3 separate regions of the Mus musculus genome follow, and regions 2 and 3 are each linked to region 1. A link is a loop called in an ENCODE intact Hi-C map of the cell type or tissue named here. Cell type or tissue: gastrocnemius. All regions are shown on one strand. Each heading gives the region's core, and the rest is flanking DNA. Links, peaks and the distances in the headings are about the cores only.

What was found. A loop is a pair of places that touch in the nucleus more often than their neighbours do. Peaks named below come from ENCODE experiments on the same cell type or tissue, not always from the same donor. Only the 100,000 strongest peaks of a DNase experiment are listed, where the experiment ranks them.
Region 2: a loop joins it to region 1, with 4 times the contacts of the local background. A loop is called at or near these places in 10 of 42 quality-filtered maps.
Region 3: a loop joins it to region 1, with 3 times the contacts of the local background. A loop is called at or near these places in 11 of 42 quality-filtered maps.

The regions. Positions count from the first base shown.
Region 1 is chr16:25,260,625-25,268,140 of GRCm38, reverse strand. No RefSeq gene overlaps it. Among named protein-coding and RNA genes, the nearest start is that of Tprg, 22 kb to the left of the region's middle. In gastrocnemius, for the core only: no CTCF peak of the experiment used is centred there; DNase peaks (open chromatin) are centred at 2,901 and 4,185; H3K27ac peaks cover 2,988 bases.
Region 2 is chr16:25,077,322-25,084,837 of GRCm38, reverse strand. It overlaps the pseudogene Gm52256. Among named protein-coding and RNA genes, the nearest start is that of Gm41435, 8.2 kb to the left of the region's middle. In gastrocnemius, for the core only: a CTCF peak has its summit at 5,850 (motif pointing left); a DNase peak (open chromatin) is centred at 3,811; H3K27ac peaks cover 3,653 bases.
Region 3 is chr16:23,959,276-23,966,791 of GRCm38, reverse strand. Bcl6 (B cell leukemia/lymphoma 6) reads left to right here. Exons shown (of 10, transcript NM_009744.4): 10 at 524-1,742. The coding sequence ends at 667. Among named protein-coding and RNA genes, the nearest start is that of Gm31527, 25 kb to the left of the region's middle. In gastrocnemius, for the core only: a CTCF peak has its summit at 4,211 (motif pointing left); DNase peaks (open chromatin) are centred at 2,317 and 2,672; H3K4me3 peaks cover 677 bases; H3K27ac peaks cover 2,844 bases.

The DNA of each region.
Region 1 (7,516 bases), core at 1,716-6,715:
ATGGTTGGTACACCGTTTGTATTTGCAGGTGAGAACTCCAGTCAGCTTAGTAATGGTCAGGTTTAGGGGCTGCAGAGATGACTCTGGTTAGAGTATGCACTGCTCTCTCAGAACCCTGAATTCAGCTGCTAGTACACATGGTAGGCAGCTCACAACTGTTAACCCCAGTTCCAGGGAAAGCTTATGCCTCTGGCCTTCATGGGCACCTGCACACATCTGAATACACACACACACACACACACACACACACACACACACACACACACATACACCTGCATAAGCACCTGCACATATTCACACACACCTGCATACACACACACCTTCACACACATGCACACACACATATACCTGCATACTCACATATCTGCACACATACCTGCATACACACACATGCACCTACATGCACACATGCATACATACACACTTGCATACACACACATACAGCTACATACACACATGCATATATACACACTTGCATACACACACATGCATACACACAACTGCATACATACACCTGCATGCACACACGTGCATACATATACACACACACACCTGCATGCATACACCTGCATACACACATACTTGCATAAACACACACACACACTTGCATACCTGCATACATACACACAATTAATATAAAATAAAATAAATCTTCTAAAAATGAAAGAAACGGCTACATTAATTGCTAAAAGAAATTACTAAAGACAATGCCCCTGTGCCAATATTGCCGAGACAGGGTACTCAGCAACTGTGGTTTGACTTGAAGAAAAGCTTGACAATTAGGGATTCACAGAAGTCAACCATAACAATCAAATTACATCTCTCTAGATCACTTAACACAAAGTAGATGATGCCACTCGCAGGTACAGAGAGAAAAGGATAGATCCTAAGAGAAGCAGACACTGACAGAGTCACTCATGCTGAGGATGAAACACAGGGTAAGAGCTTGGCCTCTGACTGGTTCTGTGGGTATGGTGACCCAAGCCTGACCCCCAAACCCAAACAAGGTGGAGAAAGTGAACAGAACCCACAAAGTTGTCCTCTGACTCTCACATGTGTGCCGTGGAGACATGTGCTCCCACATATATCATATGCACAGAGAAAACAAAATAATAATAATAATAATAATAATAATAATAATAATAAATAATAACAGTTTTACAGAAAGAATAGGAGCCTGTGCTCTAGCCCCTCCATCCCAGACACCAGATGGCACTTAGGACAGCTGTTGCTGCTAGATTTTACTCCTGCATTTGGGAGACCTGATGTGTAAAGCTAATTTGGCTCCCAGTAAAGATGAAAGGACCTATTCCTATATACATGTGTCCTAGGAACAAACCGTCCATTACTCAAGTTCAATGGGTTTCTCTATCACACACAGCCAAATTAACTTACCACCATGGGTAACCAAAGACAACGTTATAACCTATTCCAAAGCCTTTGGTTGTAGCGTAGTTGGGGTCTGATTTGTATCTCTGAAGTGTGTCTCAGACACTTAACTGCATAATCTGCTGCTGAAGTTAGAAGTCTGTAGCTGGGCTCTCAGCTCAGTCTCCTCACTTGCTGGGGTCTCCGAAGCTGGGTTATTCTTACTATTCCAGTGTTCTGTATCTATAAATGGTGTCAGTCTATTGAAGCTCCAAAAACACATAGCATGGGGATCATGCACTCTGATATATGTGCCATGTGAATTGCATCATCAAAAGAATGTAAACCAGCACTCAATTATTACTGGTTGAAAATTACTGAGCAATTTTAGTTATTGGTCAAAGTTTGGGACTCTTTTTTTCTTCCTTTGCTTTTTTGGGGGTTTGCTTGTTCATTTTTGTTTTGGGTTTGTGGCTTTGTGAGTATTTTGTTTTGTTCTTTTAAAAACAAACAGGAAAGGGAATGGGAAAGGAATACTTGAGATCAAATCAATTAAAAAGAAATTCAAGGCACTGTCAGAAATGGATATTTCTAGAAAATCAAGTCAAGCCTTACTTACTCTTCAAGATGGAATGAGTGAGGTCTTAAGTCCCAGCACTTCCCTGGGACAGGCAAGGGTATCTAGAGATGACGTAGCATTCTCCATCTCTCTATTCCCATCTTCATCTGTCCTTAGTGAGCTTCAGAGAGAGGTGAGCAACTGCAGCAAGAGGGGAGGAGCCCCGATTCCCACTTGAAATGATTCCAGGAAGGAAAAAAAAATGTGTAACCACCTGACTTTGAAGCATCTTTATAGATCCCAAATGTCATCCATGTTCAAATGGATCCTTATAAGTGACAATCCATTGATTAGACAATTGGTCATGCACTGTGGCTGAGGACATGGGGGAGCACCATGGTTCTCTTGCTCTAGAGTTTGCTGAGGGGAAGCGAGCATGAAATGAAGAGTTCTGCCACTGACTGAAGTGAGTAAGAGTCTCCTGTTCCACTGCCTTGCCTCTAGTCATCAAAAGCAAGCGGCTGTGGTACATTTCCATTTCCTTTAATGAAGGCTAGAACAGCCCAAAAGCATTAGCTATAGAGTGTGATATTCACTTGCTTAATGTTTATTGAACTTGGCAGCAGCCATATAAAAGAAGTCGGGTCTAGGAGCTCTCAGGGAAATAACAATGAGCCTAAGGAAGATTCATTGTGGAAGTAGTTATCCGGCCACAGGGAACACACTGAGCACTGTGGGAAAAGTCACTGAGTGAGTTAGCATCTTTGCGTGAAGGCTTCCAAGGAAAGGTGGGGGCCGGGTGGGAAGGCATGGCAGATAGTGGCCAGATGGTGAGAAGGAGGCAGTTCCGGACACAGCCTTGAAACAGCGAAGTTATGTGGGAGAGTGAGAGCAAACTGACCCTGCCGTGCAGATAGAGTGGGCAAAGCGTGAGTAAAGACAAGGAACAAGAGGGCGAATCACAGGAAATACTGCTTGGTGGGTGGGAATCTGCGGTTGGCACCAGAAATGGCATTGGGGAATGGAATCGTCTTTGCCCATCAGGAGGCCACTCACGCTTGGTCAATTATTGGTCTGAAATTTCTCACCGAAGGCAATGCCATGCAGCCAGCCGCACTCTGTCACAAATCGGGGTCCTGCAGCCATATAGCGGAAAGTTCTTGAGTACAAAGTGAAGTTTGAGTATAAAGTGTGGTTCGTAGACCGAATGCCGCTGTGAGATGTGAGGTGATGCTTCTCATAACTGCATCAGGCAATCTGTGGGTTGGGGATGACAAGTAGGTTGGAGACACCTAATGTGGGTTGATACATGGGGTGGCAGACAAAAGATGCTTAGTAGAGACTAGAGAGATGGCTAATACCAACCTTTCTCTCACAAAATAAAACTAGAAGCTAGGGATGAGGGATCTAGGTCCTGTTTGGAAACTGACCAATAAAATTGGGATGACCATGAAACTAAATGTTTAGAACAGGTCTAGAACAGGGGACTACTATCTCAGACCTGATTTATAAGTAGCCTACTGTAGGCTGGACAGTACAGTGGGCTCTAAAACCACAAAGGTGTTGATCATATTAGGTTAGAACCTCTCCTGCAGCAGGGGTTATTAAATGTGGCTCTATTGAGCCATTTGGCCTGTCAAAAAGTGTTGGCATGCACCAATCATGTGGGACATGGTGTTGAAATGACTTTTGACCTACAAACTCTGTCTTCAGTCATAACCATGATGTTTCTATGTATTTCAAATAATGACTTCCACTGATGAATACTTGGAAAGCTTATGTGCAGACAATGGAGGTCTGCCTTTTATCAGCAAACTCTGACCCCATTATATTCTGGCTTAATGCTCTAGAGCAGACCTGTCTCCTTGGTTAGGCATTTCAAGGATCCTGGGGTCTGATCCTACCTTTGTCTCAGTTCGTTCCTGTCCCTTCTTTCCCATATCCCTTATCAACAAGTCGGGTGCTAACCTAGCAAAGGGGTGTGCTCTGTATGTAGAACAAGCCTCCTCCTTTTTGTCAAAGTGACAAAGTGACAAAGGATGCTTCAAGACTCAACTCAAAGGTATTCTTCCCCATGCTACGTCTTGATAACACCTTGCACATTTTACTTTAAATGCTAGCATGCCAATTAAGTCTACTGGACTGATTGTTCCTCAAGGCCAGAAACCATGTTTATTCATTGTTGCTTTTCTATATAGCGGACCCTTTTCTAAGTGAAGAGGCTAACTCAAGCTGCAGTGCAAACTATGACCACCAGATGGCAGTAGGTGGACATTTTGTCTCTCTCCCAGCATGAGGGAGAAGAAGGGTTTGTAACAAGTGCCTTTCATCTCTGCCCTTGCAGACAAACGTGTCTCTGAAGACAGAAAGAAACCTTTGACTGGCTAGTCGGATTCCCACACCCCCGAATAAGAATAACAGGTGGCCATTGTATTCTCCCTTTCCTGACAACTCTGTCCCTTAGGCTCAACTGTATTCCATGATGCAGGAACATAGATATTTCAGTTTGATCTTCACAAGGACAAGGTGACCGTCTTCTCAGGAACTGGGAGGAATGGTCACCAACACCCACTGATGGTCAGCGTCTGTTGAGGTCCCAGAGCTTCCTGCCCACATCCATCTGTCAGACCCGAGCAACTGACAAATGTCAGACAAATATCCAGTGCTGACATTTTTTTCTAAACGTTGTTATTGTATTTTTGCTTGACATGTAATAGGTATACATATTTTTAGGCACAATAGGCGTTAGATATAAGAATATTTTGAAAAATATAAATAAATAAAAATTAAAAATAAAAAAGAACATTTTGTGTAATAATCAGTATGGTATTTTATCATATCTAAATTACCTCAGCCATTTATAATCTTTTATTGTGAGAACACTTAAATTCTTCTCTTGTGGAAGGTGTTTGGAAATACACAGAGCAATACTCACCATAGTTATACAGTTGTGCTTATAGTGACAGACAGACCGTCTTCCTTTTACCCAGTTAGGCATAGGCCAGACTCTCCCTTCCTTCGCCTCCTCTCTGCACTGTCTGATTACCACTTTCCCAGTCTACACGTATGACATCAGCTTGTTTTGATTTCTCAAACGGGTGAGGTCATCCCTGTGGTATTTGTCTTTCTGGGCCTGTCTTGTTTCCCTTAGCTATGCCCTCCAGACTCATTCACAATACTGCAAAGTTAAGAAGTCAACAAGTCTTAATGACCAAATAATATTCTTCTGGGTATAGATAGACAGAAGTCATAAACGTTCCACTGATGGACCCTACCATTGATAACAATCCCAGGCTTTCGTGAAAATCACCAGCAATTCCCTGCGCATGTGTAATACTGTGAAGCTAGTGTCTTCCCTGAGGACTTGCCAGCTTAGTTGTTGAGCACAGTGAGACAGCCCTAAGCTTGAACTTTGAAGCAGCCTAGAACCAGAATCCCTGACTTCTTTGTGTTTGCTGGTCTCTGAAGTGCCCCAGAAACCAAGGGACTCTGAAGTGATGCCCAAGCCAACCGAACAGCTCTAGAGGCACGCAAAAGTCCTCTCAGCCCTAAAGTAAAAGGGCCAAGAGTTTCCCTTCCTCGTTCCTCTATCACAGCTAGCTTACACTCTTCTCTACCCTCTACTGCCTATTGGCATGGTAACCGGGATGCAGAAAACGGGGGAAGTGTCTATTACTCTCTCCATAATTCTTGACAGTCCAGCTCCACCAGTTGTTCCCTAAGCCTATTCTCCTGGTTATTTTTTTTGGCAGTTTGACATAGCTGGAGTCATCTGAGAAGAGGAAACCTCAGTTGAGAAAGGGCCTCCAACAGACTGATCTGGAGGCAAGTCTGGGAAGCCTTTTCTTCATTGATGGTTGCTGTGGATGGACCCAGCTCACTCTAGGGAACCTTCCTCTAGGCTTGTGGTCCTGGGTGCATAAGAAAACAGGCTCAATGAGCCAGCAGCCCTTATCTATGGCTTCTGCTTCAGTTTCTGCCTGCAGGTTCCTGTGTTGGGATCCTACCTCGAACCCTTTCAATGGACTGTGACTTGGGATACATAAAGCAAACACGCCCTCCTTCCCCACTCCAAGTCGGCCTTTAAAATTTTCAGCAGCAGAAACCAAACTAAGAAAACTATGGGCTTTAAAAAAACCACTATTAGAGAAAACATCATCTTCAAGTATGAAGCCTAATATTTGAGTAAGATTCCACAAAGCCTAACTTCTCTTAAATAAACGCAACCCTTTTAGTTCTAAGAGACTCTAGGTGTCTTCCTTGAAATTAAGTCTCTGAAAAAGTACCCTTCCCCCAAAAAATACACTGTTTCATACATCATAGAATGGGTATGATGCATATGTCAAATAGACCAGGGATCAAAATCTGGCCCAGTCATATCCTGACTCCCTTCCTGTGGTAGGGTTACATTGCCTCTGCCAATCGAAGCTTCCTTATCTATAAAAGCAGCTTAGATGATAAGATAGGCAAGTGTTGAGGAGAGTTCCAGTGTGCCACACACAAAATAAGTGCTAGCAATTATCATTAACATTCAAATCTGCAGAAGTAGAAGCGAGAAGACACAGCTCCCGAGAAGTAAATCTTGATGTTATATTTAGCCAATGCAGAGAAATGTAAAGATCCCAAATCTCTCCATAAATCATACTAGAACCCATTCTTTGGGGGAGATCCACATAGAGGCCTTTCTTCACTAAGACTTACTCAGATAGTAAGCTGTGACAAGCTAAGAACAGGTAAAGAAGATACAACATTTACAGCATGGTCTCTGCCCTCAGTTAGCTCACTGGATATGAACATCTACCCACAATACTTAGTATTCAGTGGGTGAATGTACCAGCCTGGTACACACAGATTCAGAAGCCACCCAGGAGGGAGTGAGAGTCCCTGCCCCTCAGAGGACCCTGAAAGGCTATCATGAGCTAACCTTGGTCTTCCTGGCAATGATTCTACCCAATAGCATTGTCTTTGGAGAATACATTATGAGGTCTCATACCTTTAACCTTAGCACCAGCTGTCCTTTCTGAATACTCGCCTGCTGGGAAGTGGAAAATGGTCCCAAGTCTTCCTCATGAGCTCTGGTAGCCTGGCAGCTCCTTCTTCCCCAGCTGTGACCTCATGGCATATCTGAACTGCATCTCTTTATTAAGAAAATCAATGTTCTGTAGCTGACATAAATGAACGAATTTCAGTGAACCTCTCCTACACTCAGTGCTCACCACATGTCAGTCATAAGAAGGAAAGCCAGCAAGCCACACAAAGACGTCTTTGGTGCCCTGGTCACCTAGATTCATTGAGGGGAAATTGCTACACAAAGGCGTCTAAGGCCATCTAAATTCTATTTCCTTTTCATTCCTTCCAACTTCAAATTCATTCCTTAAGAGAGTTCAGAACTAATGTATCAATACTCTTATTGGCATGAAATCCTTTTGTATATATAAACATTGAGATGAGATCTTTTTATTTTTTTATTTTCCAATGTGCCTGCTTAATCGAACTCTCACTAACACATGCTTTTGGGAGTTTGTCGTGAGAGAAAAGCTTCCATGCGACTTGATGCTCTGAGTATAGTCCTGATGCCTTCAGTTCCAC
Region 2 (7,516 bases), core at 1,521-6,520, 180 kb after region 1:
AGCATAAAACACATCAAGACTTTGCTCTACGCCCGTCTACCGATACAGGATCCTGCCGTTGCAAGAACCTTTTTATATAAACATTTACAAGAAGAATTTAATATTAAAAAAAAAGGAAAATGGTTTGGGGAGCCACCAGATGGAATAATACAAGAATAAACTTGAATGTTGTTAAAATTGACTTCGCCAACAACAAGGAGAATCTTCCAGTGCCTGGGAGTTGGGATGACAAAAGAATCCAGAGTTTGGAGTAAAGCAACTATTGTAGAGCTTCTCTGGGGACTCCTTTCCACTAACCTATAAAAACTAGATTTTTGTGTTTATTAAAAATTTCTAAGCCTAGTTTGCAATAAACTCCCAAATAATATTTGCAAATTGATTCATTACCCATCACTTCTCTCTCAACAATAAGTCTCTAGTCTCTTCCAAAGTCTTTAAAAAGATGTAGTGTAGGCACTGGGGACTTGTCACACAAAAAGAATTCCTTCTCCTGGGTTGTCCCCAGGCTAGCCATTTTGCACTCCATTTCTGAGGTTGCAGGGTCTACTTATGTCACTATGTGTTAGAGCCTGTATATTGCCCACCATTGTCATTTCTCCATCTGCCTTGCATATCCTAAGTACAAAGAAAGGCACATTAACAGAAATACCAATTATATAATGTTTTGAAATTGCTCTCCGGCCCTTCCCTCCACTCTCACTGGCTCCCCTATGCAACCTTCCAACTCAGAGCACATTTGAAGCAAACTTGGCTCACAATGCATTTTGCAAAGAAACCACAAAATAACATGATTGTAAAAATGTTAGCTGCAAAAGTAATAAATAAGGAAATAAATAAGTGCATAACCACAGAGCCTTGTCTGGCTCCTCCACTCCCTGACCACAGTGGCCCTCTGCTGTCTCTCCTCACTAGGGGACTGAATGAGAAGCCAAGAAAACAGGAACACACCTCTTCCTGGCTCAGGGCCCTCATAGGTGGAAGTTGTATTTCTGTCCTCACAAGACAGAAAGTTCTATACCAGAACTATCTAACAACAAACAAAGTAAAGAGGGTTGGCTCCTTGCCATCGTAGATTTAGACTATCATTTTGTAAGCCTAACAGGGTCAGGCTCTGTGCCTCAGTACTTCCATGAGATACCTCACTTTCCTCCTTAAAAACTCAAAGAATCAGACCTAATTTGTTCCCACTGTGTAGATGAAGACGGTGAAGCTTACAAAACAAACAGCAATTGTACTACATTTCGCAGATGCTGTGCAATTTCAGCAATTATAGGAATGTGAAGTAGAGAGTAAAGAAGAAACATACTATGCCTAGTCCCTGTCACTTTCTCACCACTACTTTCAAGTCTAGCTTAGATGCCTCGTTTTAAGAGATTTTGAGCCGGGAGATATGGGGAACATCTTTAATCCCAGCACTCAAGGAGGCTGAGCCAGGCATATCTCTGTGAGTTTGAGGGTAGTGTGGTCTACAAAGAGAATTCCAGTACAGCCAGGGCAAATCTGAGAAACTCTGTCTTGAAAAATCAAGGGGCAGAGGATAGAGGGAAAGAGAGAGAAAGGGAGGAGGAAGAGAGAGGGAAAGAAAGTCAGGAACTAATACTCTTAAGGCCTACACTGTAAGTTTGTCAGTTCTTAGCTTATTTTCTTGGAAATCTGAATATCCCAAAACCACTCGTCATCAGAAGATCTCTGGCTGAAAAATATTCTCCCAAGTGTGTAACTAATGTTGTTCAATAAAAGACAAAACAAGAGCCTGACATCTGGGCCTGGGACTCAACAATAGTGCAAAGGCACCGATTCAAGGCTAGTGGTCAATAGTATTTTATGTGCAGGATAGAACTTGAATATTAAAGATGGAAAAGAACCAATATGTGCAGATAGCAGAATTACATATGCTTCATCAGGGGCCCCTGTATTAACAAAGGTTAAAGGATACCCTATTTAGAGCATTTTATCTATTAGCAGTGACCCTTCTCTAGAATTGTACTATGCATATGGTCTTCTGAGTCCTTCAGAATAGCTTATTTTCCAGCAGAAGAAAAATGGATAGGGAGGAAGGGAGAGAGAGCTGGGGGAGAAAAAGAAAAGAGAAAGAGAAACCACTGAGTGGATAGGTGCATAGGAAAGCAAGGATGGGACAGCAGTTACGCCACGCATGGGTTAAGAAAACAGTTACTGCTTAATGTACAAAGCGTGTTAACATCAACGCATGTCTTTGGTTTTCATAACATCTGCATAAGTAAGGGTCATTTTCCCAATGAGAAAATAAAGACTTCTGAGAGATTGCAAGCTGACGTTTTCAAAGCTTCCAGTTTTTTATGGGAAGCCAAGACCAATACCCTAGTTCCCAGTCTCTGCCTCAGAGTTCCCAATGCCCTTCACCTCCAGATGCAGAGTTCCAGAGAAGAGACACATTGGAGCTCAGTGAGCCAGACTCAGTCCGGAGAGGAGGAGGGAGGAAGGACCATGAACGGAATACAGGCAACAGGAGATGGGAAAGTACACGGATCTGCAGGAGCCACTGAAAGTCAAATGAAAGTGCGCCTTCTCTGAAACACAGTAGTCCAAACACTGAAGTTCTGCGACTTTAACATAAGCATTATCTTAATTCAGTAGGGATGAAACTCTTTCTAAAACCGATTATGCATCTGTCAATATTCCAGAACAAAGTACAAAGAATCTAATTTAGCCTTTTAGAGAGACTAGACTGTCTCTATGCTGCACAGCATTCTAAAGGAATCAAAATTTAAAGGGCCACTGGGCTCACTCAGTGTTAAAGGAGTTGCTGTGATTTCATGGCCATTGGGAATTTGTAGAAGAGTTACTGCTTTGATTTGCTCTCTGCCTCCTCTTTCCTTAAAAAGCTTTGGGTTTCGTTCATCCTTAGCAGGCCTGTATACGGCCGCCTATCTACCCACTTCTAACATGCTGTTTGGGAACTTTATGTATCTGGTGGTAGCCAAGCAACCCAACTCTGAGTGCGGGACACCAATCGATTAGCACATGGGACACAGGTCTGAGCCCACTGTGTGGATTTGCTCACATCCTTTCCTGTCTGACAGATTCACCTGTGTTTTTTTTTTGTTTGTTTGTTTGTTTGTTTTGCTTTGTTTTGGTTTGGTTTAGTTTGGTTTTGGTTTTGGTTTTTTGTTTTTTCCAGTTCATGATCCTGAAGATCTAAATCAAATAAAAACTCTCCAGAAAATCTAGGAACACCAAGAAGGTCCCTAGGAACACCAAGAAGGTCCCTAGGAACACCAAGAAGGTCCCTTGCTCGAAACACTTCAGCAGATGAGCCCATGATGGGGGGACACCAGCACTGTCTCTCTTGGTTTGACACAGTGAAATCTTAAAGACAAAAATTGCACTTTACTTGACTTTCTGTGTCTATGCCTCAACCAAGACTTTGTTAATAGTAAGGTTAAAAATGCTGTCCTCAGGAACATTTGTTCTGGAAGGAGGCAAGTGGAGGAAGGAGAAAAAGGAGAAAAAGTTAATTAGAAGCCTGTTAAGAAGGTGGGGACAGGCACTAGGGAACTTGAATGCACATTGTTCCTCAGCCCCAACCATCTTCTCACAGCCAGTGCAGGCAGGATCCATTTCTGAGACTTCCCTCAAACTTCTCCCTGGATTCTGCCACAAAAAGCAGAGCTAAGACTCAGGCTCCAGCAGGGGACTCAGATGAGAACTCGCCACCCCCAAAGATGCCCCCCTGGAAAAGATACTAAAATTCAGGGAACCTGGTGCCTGAGGCCTGTGGGAGAAGAGAGCAGCCCAGCTGGCAGCAGACAATGTTCTCCTGTGGCTGCGGGCTCTGCCCCTTCCGGCTCCCGGCTGCCTGGCTCCATTGCGTGTCCCTGGATGAACCCTTGACAGGCCCTCCCGCTGCTAAACAGGTATTCAAATGAATGCATGTTTTATTTTTAAAAAGACTTTGTTTAAAAATATGGTCTCAGAAAGTTCTCTGTTCATCTGGCTCATCAATGCCAGGATAAGAAATTTTGCAGCCAGTTTGAAATCAACAACATCAAAGCAATTGAACATTAGTTGGACTCCCGATAGATGCCCAATGAATATCCCTGCTTTGGAAATTACCACACTTTTTCTTCTTTTAGATCTCTGGTTGAGTCATTGGCATGCCACACAGGACACAGATCGTCCCAATACATAGCAGCCCTGTCCCACTATGTCCCCCCTGCCGAATAGACACATAGCGTATCTAAATTTTCAAGCTTCGTATATGTGTACATGGGGTCATATATGTGAGAAGTATATGCACAAGTATGAGATGATTCCTGTGCACATATGGGCACACACACAAGGAGGTCTGAGATCAATATTGGATGTCGTCCCCCATCATATTGCACATTTACTTTCTGAGACACTGGCCCTGAAGTTCATAGTTCGGCTAAGTTAGTTGGCCAATGACCTTCATGGATCTATCTATCTATCTATCTCCACCTACCTCACATGGCTGGGTTATAGATACCCATGACCATGGCCAGCTTTAGACATATTTTCTGAGCATTTAACTCATGACTCCACTCCTGATCAGAAGGCAACTCACTAAGAGCTATCTCCCCAGACCCTAAACTTACTGTTTTGGTAATAATGGGAAACTGAACCCAGGGACTCATCCATTCTTGGCAAGCATTCTACCACAGAGCTACATTCTTAATTCTGTTTTAAGCTCTTGAACTTTTGGTTGACAGGGGTGCCAAGGTAGGGGAAACAGTTTGTATCTTGCCAGCACATTCTGGAAATAGTATCTCACTTTTCCTTTAGGAAACCATTCCATCCATTCTCAATCGATGTAGTTTAAGAGGGAATGACTTTGATCTTTTGGCCTTCAACAATGGTGTGGATCCAGGCTGGCTTATTAGCACATACAAATAGCCTCATAGCCACATAGCCAACAGATGGAGTTCAGTCCACGGAGAGTTAATTATAAGACATTTATCAAAGTTACTTTGGCAAACACACACATTTTTTTATGATGTTTACCAAACTGATACCCTAAGCCTGAGACTGCTGCAAGACCCTGGGAAAGGGGGCAAGTTTAATAAAGCAGTTAATGCAGAAGAAAACCTGCTAACAAAGAAGCATACTTCTGACCTCTTATTTGATACATGTTGCCCAGAAGGCTTTTCATGTAGCCAAGCTGGCACAGGACTTACCGTAACTGAAATCAACAGAATCCTGATGAACAAATTATCAAAATCAAATGTAATGTAAAATCTCTACTTTAGTGTTTTACAGTTTGCAAAGTGCATCCATAGACAATGACTGTTTAAAAAAAAAAACATAAAAGTTCCAAGAAGTCTCATCATCATGCTCAGTATTTCATACATGCTTTAGTGATGGCTGGTCAACTAATGTCAGATGGTCAACGGGTACCTGAGCCAATCCTGAAATCTCAGATTCTTACTCTGAGTCTAATGATACCATTTTATTTGAGGAGTTATCAATCCAGTACAAAAGACAAGCTAAGCCCATGTCTAAACTTAGCCCAGACAGGCAGTTCATACAAGGGTAGTGTGTGTCCGTGAAACTGATAGCTGCCCGCAATAGATGATTTGTGAGTCAAGGCCTGCTGAGGCTTGGCCAGCATTAGGAAAGCATATGAGGAGAGGTTGCATTTTGAAGTTCCCTTAGGAGACTGTAAAGCATTTTTGCATCTCATTTCTGGAAAGGCTTTAAAAAAAAAATTCAATGACAGAGCCTGGAGAAATAGCTCAGTGGTTAAGGGCACTGACTGCTCTTCCAGAGAACCCAAGTTCAATTCCTAGCACCCACGTGGCCACCCACAGTTATCTGTAACTCCAGTTCCTAGGGACCTATTGCCCTCTCCTGGCATCCTCAGGCAACAAGCATGCACATGATGCACAGGCATACACTTGGGCAAAACACTCCTACACATAATATAATAAATAATTATGTTAAACCTTTTGGAAAAATCCAAGGATAATCTCTTCTCCTTTTTTATCCAAATAAAGGAAACAGAATGGGTACAGAAATGGGCTTGCCATAACTACTGGTTATTAATTAATTATATGCTGTGTGCCGGAATGCTGACATTCACCATTGCTGACACTCACAGCAGCCTCATAAGCTATGTGTTATCTTCATTTCTGAGGTCTAGAAAATAAAGTTTAGATTTTCTTTCTTTTGGTTCCTTTCTATAGGCTATCCTCATGTTTCCGAACCTCTTCTTGTTCAACCAGTTAAGGAGAGACCACTTGTCTCCTCAGATGCCTCTGAGGCCCCTGCCTTTGCCCACTGTGTTCTCTTCCTCTTCTTAAACACTCTGTTCATTTAGTCTTAGAAAACTTTTTTCTGCCTGCCTCCAATGTCTGTGAGTTCCTTGATAAACCAGAGCAGATAAGAAGAAAGGAATAGGAAAATATAGAGGCCTTCAGGTTGCTTTTTTGTTTTTTGTTTCCCAAGGCAGTGGATTTACTTTCTGTGGTATCTCAATGCTTAATATATGACATCAGTTTTGACTTAGACGTGTGACCACAGTTATAAAGAAGACGAGGAAGGTGCAAAAGAACAAAAGGCCAAGCAAGCTAAGCCAAGCTAAGCTGTAGCTCAAGAGCCAGAGCCAGGGTACAGCCAGGCTGTTTTGTGATCTACAATCTACTCGGCGGAAGTCATCAGAGGGACTGACCAAGGAGGGCAGGTGGAATTATTGTGAGAAGTGCTTTCCTTTTCAGAGACCAGAGAGGCTCTATGCAGCTGAGCACTGATTGAATTATATTTCAGTGTCTAGTGTTCCTAAATGACGTGAGTTGAGACTGGCATGGTTTCTTGTTCCCATCGTCAGAGCAGGGACTGGTCAGATCAATTTCACTCTCGTGAAGCAAGCCCAGCACAATGAAGGCACATTTCTCATGCTAGGAATATTAGGATCTCAAAACACAGTAAGGCTGAGCTGCTTGCTAGCTTCACAGAGATTTCACTTCACAGGCGGTAAGCTTTTCATAGTCTACTATAAGAAACATTGTTTATTGGAGACTGCCTCCTAGTTTTATTGCTTGCAGTCAAGGCAACCAGGCCATCTCACAGCTTGTGTTCTATCATCACCATCAAAATTCTGGTTGGGTTAGCCTTGAACCTGTTCTCAGAGGCAGAAGAACAGTAAGCAGAAGACCCAAGTTCCTGTCCCAGCACTTTTCTGTACCTCCTCCTCCTCCTCCTTCTCCTTTTTCCTTTTTCTCCCTCTTTTGGGCAAAGGCTTTTTATTAAGTATTTTTTACAAATACACTGGAGAATTATGCAGTGCTGTCTATATTGAATACAATCCTGAGCCACAAGTCTGCACACACATTTGCAACTGGACCTGTGATAGCAGAACCTTTCTTTGTTTATTTTTTTATTAGATATTATCTTTATTTACATTTCAAATGTTATCCCCTTTCCTAGTTTCCTCTCCGAAAATCCCCTATCCCCCTCCCCCTTCTCCCTGCTCCCCAACCCACCCACTCCCACTTCCTGGGCCTGGCATTCCCCTGTA
Region 3 (7,516 bases), core at 1,499-6,498, 1.3 Mb after region 1:
CTGCTGCAATCGGATTGATTTTGCAGTTTTCTGAAGGTATATTCTGCTAGGTCACAGGGAAGATGACCAAGTTTGGTTGAGAAGTACTTCAAAGTATGCAAAGTATTCAAAGCCACATGATGAAGACATCAGTACCCCAGGGCAGTTGTGAGGCAAGGCTGAAACTCTGAGAGCTAGAAAGAGATGGATTATTTCATCTTAGATTCAGAAATGTTTCTAATGGGGGCAGTCTATGCATCTGAACTTATCTTTTGGATAAGACTTGTAATCATGCATTTAAGTCAGGGAAGGACATCTTAAGTCCGAGGGACCCGTGAGCTGAAGGGGAGGCTGGGGCATTTGCACAGTGTATACCTAACCTCCAGTGGAAGCCAAGATTTGTATGGATTCTAAATCTGCCCTTTGAGAGGGAGGAGGTGCCTGCACCCAACCCTCACGGAGTTGCCTCTCTTCTGGGCTTTTGAGCACTGACTCGTTTCTCGAGTGGATGACAGCTAACACTTGGCTTCTGCTGTCTCTTCAGTGTGAGAAGTGTAACCTGCACTTTCGTCACAAAAGCCAACTGCGACTTCATTTGCGCCAGAAGCACGGCGCCATCACCAACACCAAGGTGCAATACCGCGTGTCGGCCGCTGACCTGCCTCCGGAGCTCCCCAAAGCCTGCTGAATGAAGCATGGAGTGTTCCTCGCCCTTTCCTCTCCAGCCCCTTCTCAGAATCTACCCAAAGGATGCTGTAACACTTTATACAAAGGTCATCCCATGATGTAGTGCCTCTCTCATCCACTAGTGCAAATCATAGTTGGGGTGGGGGTGGGGGTGGGGTTTGCGGGACCGGGAGCCAAGGCAGCTCCCCTTCCCACACTGCCATAAAACATTAAGAAAATACTATTGCTTCTTCTCCTATGTGTAAGGCAAACCCTGTCAGCAAAAAGCAAATTCATTTTCTATATCAAAGTAGGGGAGAATGCAGAAGTTCTGACTTGACAGGTTGCAACCGAGGAATGTAAATGATGTGTGGGAACAGAGGTCTCTTTTGTATGTAAATGTGTATTGTTTTAAAAGACAAGACTTCAGTATGCTGTCAAAGAGAAGGCTTTAATTTTTTTAACCAAAGGTGAAGGAATATATGGCAGAGTTGTAAATATATAAATATATATATATATAATATAAATATATAAACCTAAAAAGATATATTGAAAATATAAAACTGTGTTAAAGGCTCGATTTTGTATCTGCAGGCAGACACGGATCTGAGAATCTTTATTGAGAAAGAGCACTTAAGAGACTATTTTAAGTATTGCGTCTGTATAAGTAAGAAAATATTTTGTCTAAAATGCCTCCGTGTATTTGTATTTTTTTGCAAGTGAAGGTTTACAAATTTACAAAGTGTGTATTAAAAACAAAAAGAACAAAAAAAAAAGCTGCAGAAGGAGAAATGTATACTTTTGTTCCAGTTTTCAGTTTGTACATACCTGTAATGTGTCCTCACGGTGCCTTTTTACACGGAAGTTTTCAATGATGGACGGGTGTGCGCCATCCCTTTTTGAAGTGTAGGCAGACACAGGGACTTGAAGTTGTCACTAACTAAACTCTCTTTGGGAATGTTTGACTCCTCCCACATTCTGCGTCATGCTTGTCGTTATAATTACTCCGGAGACAGGGTTTGGCTGTGTCTAAACTGCATTAGTGCGTTGTAAAATAGAGCTGTACAAAACATAAGAATAAAACATTGAAAAGTCGAGCTGGCTCTTTCTGAGGATCTGTCTTTGCATGGAGAGAGATCAGAGTGGTCTTTGCTTCGGTGGGAAATGTTCTAGGGGCGTGGGAGTGGGGCCCGCTGGCCAGTGAGGTATGAGAGAGGAGCTTGGCCTGAGAGCCAGACTGGGGCTTGTCCAGGTAGCTTCCTGCCTATTTTGATCCTGAACACCAGGATCAGCTACAGAGCCCAGACACTAGGCCTGGAGGTCAAGTAGGGTATCTGACCCAGCTCCAAGCCTCACTCTTAATAACTGCAGTCCTTGTTCTTTAGACACAAACGTCATAGTCTCTCCAACCTCTAACGAGTCATAGCCTCTCCCACCTCTGGGATTATTCTTTTCTAAAGTAAGAAGTCCCATCCTGGCTCTGGCTTTAGAAACATATTTTCTTTACTTGGCTACGCCTGGCAGGTCAAAGGCATCCGGCTGAAGCCACACACATCTCTCGGCATCCACGCATTCAGAGCCTCCTGGGTGACCGACAGACATTCACAGACTTGAAAGCTTTATGATTGGCCAGAGGCCAAGCAAGCCTCTACCCCAGTGTCAGAACTCAGCCACCTCCTCCTGTGTGCGTCAGGTCGCTATTTTTGCTGTGGGTCTCTGTCCCAGCCCATCCAAGAGTAGACTGGATTAACGAGACCATTTATGCATCCGTGATTCAGATGTAAGTTCACGCTGGCCTGCTTTGGCACCCGTGGATATTTTACCTCAGAAAACCCCAAGGACCAAGTATGATTGACAGGATCTGAGAACTGGGGAGACAAGTGTGGTTCTGGTAATGGGCCCAGAAGAGAAAGCCTGCGTCCCCTTCCTGTTCCTGGGTGGCAGTGGGGAGGGAACACGTGCCTACTTACTGGTCAGCTCCTGGCAGTGGTGTTGCTGCCGTCTCTGGGCACGTGTTGAGAAGCTAGGGGAGTTGCCCACCCGAAGTCCCAAGAGAGCTTCAGAAAGTCACGCCACCTTCTGCCAACCGCAAGGCCTTGCAGCTCGGGTTTCCTTTGAAAATGACTTTAAAGGACTTGCCAGCTCGAGGCCTCAACTCACCCTGCTCTTTGAAAAGGGGGAAACCGATCCCTCAGCTCCCATAGAAACCTGGCAGAAGAACTTACGGACTAGACAGCTTCAGGAATGACAATTCACGGGCCTGAGGGAAGCTGGCCTCAGGCTCCTTTTGCTCCCGAGAGTCTGTTTTTGTACCATTCCTATTTATGAGGGAGACGGAGGAGCAGACGGGGAGGGTGGCGTTCCGACAAAAGGGAGATCAAAGACTGAGCTACTGCAGTCAGCCGATGATTAATAATAAGTAAAAGGGAAACATCTCTAAACGGAGTTATTAAGAGTATAGCCCACAGCAAAGGGGAGAGAGAATTTTATTACAAAATCATGGAGTGAATGCATTTTCACACACAGACACACACAGACACAGACACACACACAGACAGACAGACACACACACACACACACACACACACACACACAAAGGTGTCTCAAACACTAGGATGTGTTTAAGACTCTCTGCATCATGGAAGTTTTTGAGGGAAAGGTTTACTAGGACCGCAGGTTGAAGTGTGTATTGAGGAAGGTGTATTAGCTTTGGCTTCCGTTCACTTTCTTTTGCTATAATAAAACACAGACCAAATGCAATTTGGGGAAGAAAGGGTTTATTGGGCTTACATTTCCTAACCACAGTCCACCACAGAAGGAAGTCGGGGCAGGAACTCAAGGCAGGAACCTGGTGCCAGGAACTGAAGCAGAGACCATGGAGGATCGCTGCTTGCTTGTGCACTGTGGCTTGCTCAGCTTCCGATCCAATCCTGGTCCATCTGCTCAGGACCCTCCCACATCAATTGTAAATCAGGAAACTGCCCCCCAGAAACTGTCAACAGGCCAGTCTGTGGCAGCATTCTCTCAGCTGAGGGTCCTACTTCCCAGATGACTCTAGCTAGAGTAGAGGTAGCACAGGTTTTGTTTGTCAGAACTCCCGTCTCAGCAAAGAAGGGTTGAAGTCTTTAAGCTCACAGTTTTGATGTCTTTAAGGTCACAACTTCAGGTGTTCCTGTCCATTGTCCTTGGCTCTGCTAACTCAACTTGTGATGAGACAGAATATCATGACAGACAGGAAGCAAAGAGAGAGAAAGAAGATGACACTGTCTCAAGGGCATGTGCTGAGTGACCTATCTCCTCCATATAGGTCTCACCTTCTAAAGTTTCCAGAACCTTCTAGAATAGTGCTACCACCTGAGGACAAGCATTTTAAAACAATTGCTTTTGGAGGGCTTGGGAGCTTGACTCTATACCTAAGCCACAGCAGCAGGCCTGTAGACCGGGTGAGTCCACACAAGCAGAGCTGTTAAGGAGCTGAAAGTGGCAGAGTGGCAAGAACTCTCTCATTAAGTGACTCTTCTGACCTGTGAGGTGACTGAAGGAGACAGTCTGCTGCCATCTAGTGTCTGGGCAAGTGTAGAGACCAGGCTCTACCTAACCCCAACCCCAGGAAGGTACAGGGGTGTGTTCTGATTTAGTAATGATGAAATGAATAGGGCCTGCCTAGGGTCACACAGCTGAGTGTCATACGCCACACCTAACCCTTTGTAGAATTTACAGTTCAGTCAATGCTTAGGACCTAGGCTTCTTATTTTAATTTCTTTGCCTCACTCACGGTAGTGATTGATAACAAATTGTCTCGCATTCTTCCAGATGCATACTCAGGAAAGCATTAAGAAGATGGACCCCGGAAAAAGAAACAGGGGAAAGCTGACCCCTGGGTGGCAGTCAGGCCACGTCAGTGGCAGATCCCCAGAGCCAGGCTCTTAAAATAAGATGATCTTCCAACACTGGGTTCTGTGGAGCCTGCTATCATCTGGAGGCTTCTGGACTTACATTTCTATGATACCCAATATCTCCTACACCTAGTTGCAATAGGGTACCTGTGCCCTGGACTTTCTCCTTACATGGGTTAGTTTGTGTGGGTTCCTATTTCTCGGAACAAGAGCGCAGTTTATGCTGACAGCCACATTTTATACATATTTATATTTCATAGTTTATGAAAATGACACACACACGCACACATATGGGTCATTTACTAATCTCTGAAGTGGCAAAGGGAAAAGTATCTATAGTCAAACTAATAGTTGAGATGATTGAAAGTTGTTAAGTATTCACACTGCTTCTTCTTTTGGCTAAATTCAAGTGTGAAATTGTTAAGGAATGACGCTTTTGCAGTGCTTCCCTAGAAGGTAGGAAATCAAAACACGTTTGTTTATAGCAACTTGATCATTTTGCATTACTGGCTACAAGGAACAACATCACCAGGGTCTACAGAGGTAGCTCAGCAGAGAAAGCTCACGACTCTTCCAGAAGACCTGAGTTCAGTTATCAGCACCCATATGCGGCAGCTCACAACAGTCAGTAACTCCAGCTCCAGGGGTTAAAAGGTAAAGAAAGAGTACTATGAAAGGACTGCAGACTTTGGAGACGATTTTACAATAGTTACCAGTTTCACTGTTAATTATGGTACTACAATAAAATGCGGCCCGGTCTATACACTGCATTTCACAGTAGACGGTTTTTCTGATGATAGCTTTGTGACTTTCATAAAGGATACACACTTTTTACTATTGCTTTCCCACACTCATAATCTTTGGAGTAAAATTCAATTTAGTGTTAAGCTAAAGCAAAACTTGTAACTGGTTATAATTAATAAAACAGGTACTGCTGTTGGAAGTTGTGTGTGTGTGTATGTGTGTGTGTGTGTGGACCTACGTGTGGGAACCCATGTTTACATAAGTGGAGGCCATATGGTTTATCTTCCTCAGTCTTTTCTCACATCATTTATTGTGGCAAGGTCTCTCATTTGAATCCAGGGCTCCCTGATTTGGTCAGTCTACCAAGCCAGCTGGTCCTTGGGGACCCCCAATATCCACCTTCCAAGTGACAGGGTTATAGGCAGCTGCCAAAGCAAACCAACATTTCTGTGGTTTCTGGAGACTGGAACTGGCTTTGCCAACCTCGAAAAGCAACTAAGCCATCTCCTTGGCTGCATGTCTAAACTTCTTAATGAATGGTGGCTGACAGTTCTTGGATTCCTCCAAGGAAAAACACAAACCTTGGTTTACCAAAAATACCGTGACCAATAGAGAAGACCAACTTCCTCTAATCCCTAAAGAGGAGAAAGAGGGATTCTATCCTGCCAGGGTCATGAGACACAATACAACCAGTGTAGTGTTAAGGGGCACTTACATTGAAAGGGGAGAGTACGTCCGTGGGCACTAGGAAAGCAGGCATCTACGTAGAGGTACGTCAAGTCAGAAAAGGCTTGGAGTCTCAGATGGAAACTTGAGATGTACCTTAGTACCCACCTTTGGCAACTGACCACCCTAGATGAATGGTTGCTTAGGACATTTAACACACAAGAGAGACCTGAAGATAGTCTATGTAGCCCAGGCCTGTCTCAAACTCACTGCATACTCAAGCTGTCCTTGAACTTGCTGTCATCTTGTCTCAGCCTCCCCATGGCTGAGATTCTAAGTGTGTGACATCATAAAGAGTGTGACATCATACAAAGTGTGTGACATCATACAAAGTGCGTGACATCATGCAAAGTGTGTGACATATAAATTGTGTGACATCATACAAAGCTGCTGTCTTTATATCCTAAGCAGGCAGGTTTGGTTAGGTAGCAAGCACATACAGAGTCAGAATCATTGACGATGGTAAATGAGACTCTTTAGGGACTATAATAATTTCACATAGTCAAGAAAACCAAACCAAGAACAGGAAGACATCACATCAAGTGTCACTGCAAGAACTTTGATCAGAGAGATCACTTAATTCCAGAGTATGAACCAGGCCCTCAGAACATTTTCAGTTAAGTTTGAAAACTATAACATGAACAATGTAGAAAAAAATACCAAAAGGCATTAAAATGATTGCCAATAAATGATGATCGTAGGAATCCTGGGGCCTTGAGAAGGACATAGGTGGAATGACACATCACTCTCTCAGGACACTCACTATGTGGTGGCCAGCTTTGCTGAGCAGTTAAGCCAGAGATCAGTATCCTGAAGGTTTCAAGAGCCCCGGGCTTCTCCATGGAATGGCCTCATCTGTTTGGAAAGAGCTATCTTGCTCAATGTCACCATCTCTGAAGTTTGTCCAGGCTGCTGTATCAAAGTAAGACAATCTGAAGGGCTTCGTGCAAGTCCTGGAGGCTGGCTTTCTGAGACCAGATGCCAGCAGGGTGGATTCTCCTGAGTTGTGTGAGAGTCTGTTCCAAGCTTCACTTATAGCCTCTGATGGCTGTCTGACCATCTTTGATTCTCTTCTGGCTTATGAAAACATCGTCTTTGTCTCTCTCTTTTTCTCATGTGTACATGTGCACGTGCACACTCTCGTGTACATGTGTAACCAACCTCTTTATACCACACTAACCAAAAAGCTTCCGCAAAGGGTTAGTGCCTGGATTATATATGAGGTTCAAGCTGCTCAGTAGTGAGAAACAATTAGAGTCAAAATCGATGCAGGAGCTGGTGAGACAGCTCAGTGAGTGAAGGCATTTGCCACACGAGCCTGGCGACCTGAGTTTCATCCCAGGAATTAATTTAAAGATGAAGGGAGAGAACCCAGTCCACAGAGCTGTGCTCTGATCGTTACAGGCACACTGTGGCCTATGTGCCTGCAAACACAGATATGCTGCTGCTGCTGCTGCTGCTGCTGCTGCTACTGCATGGATGATGGTGACAGTGGTGGTGGTGGT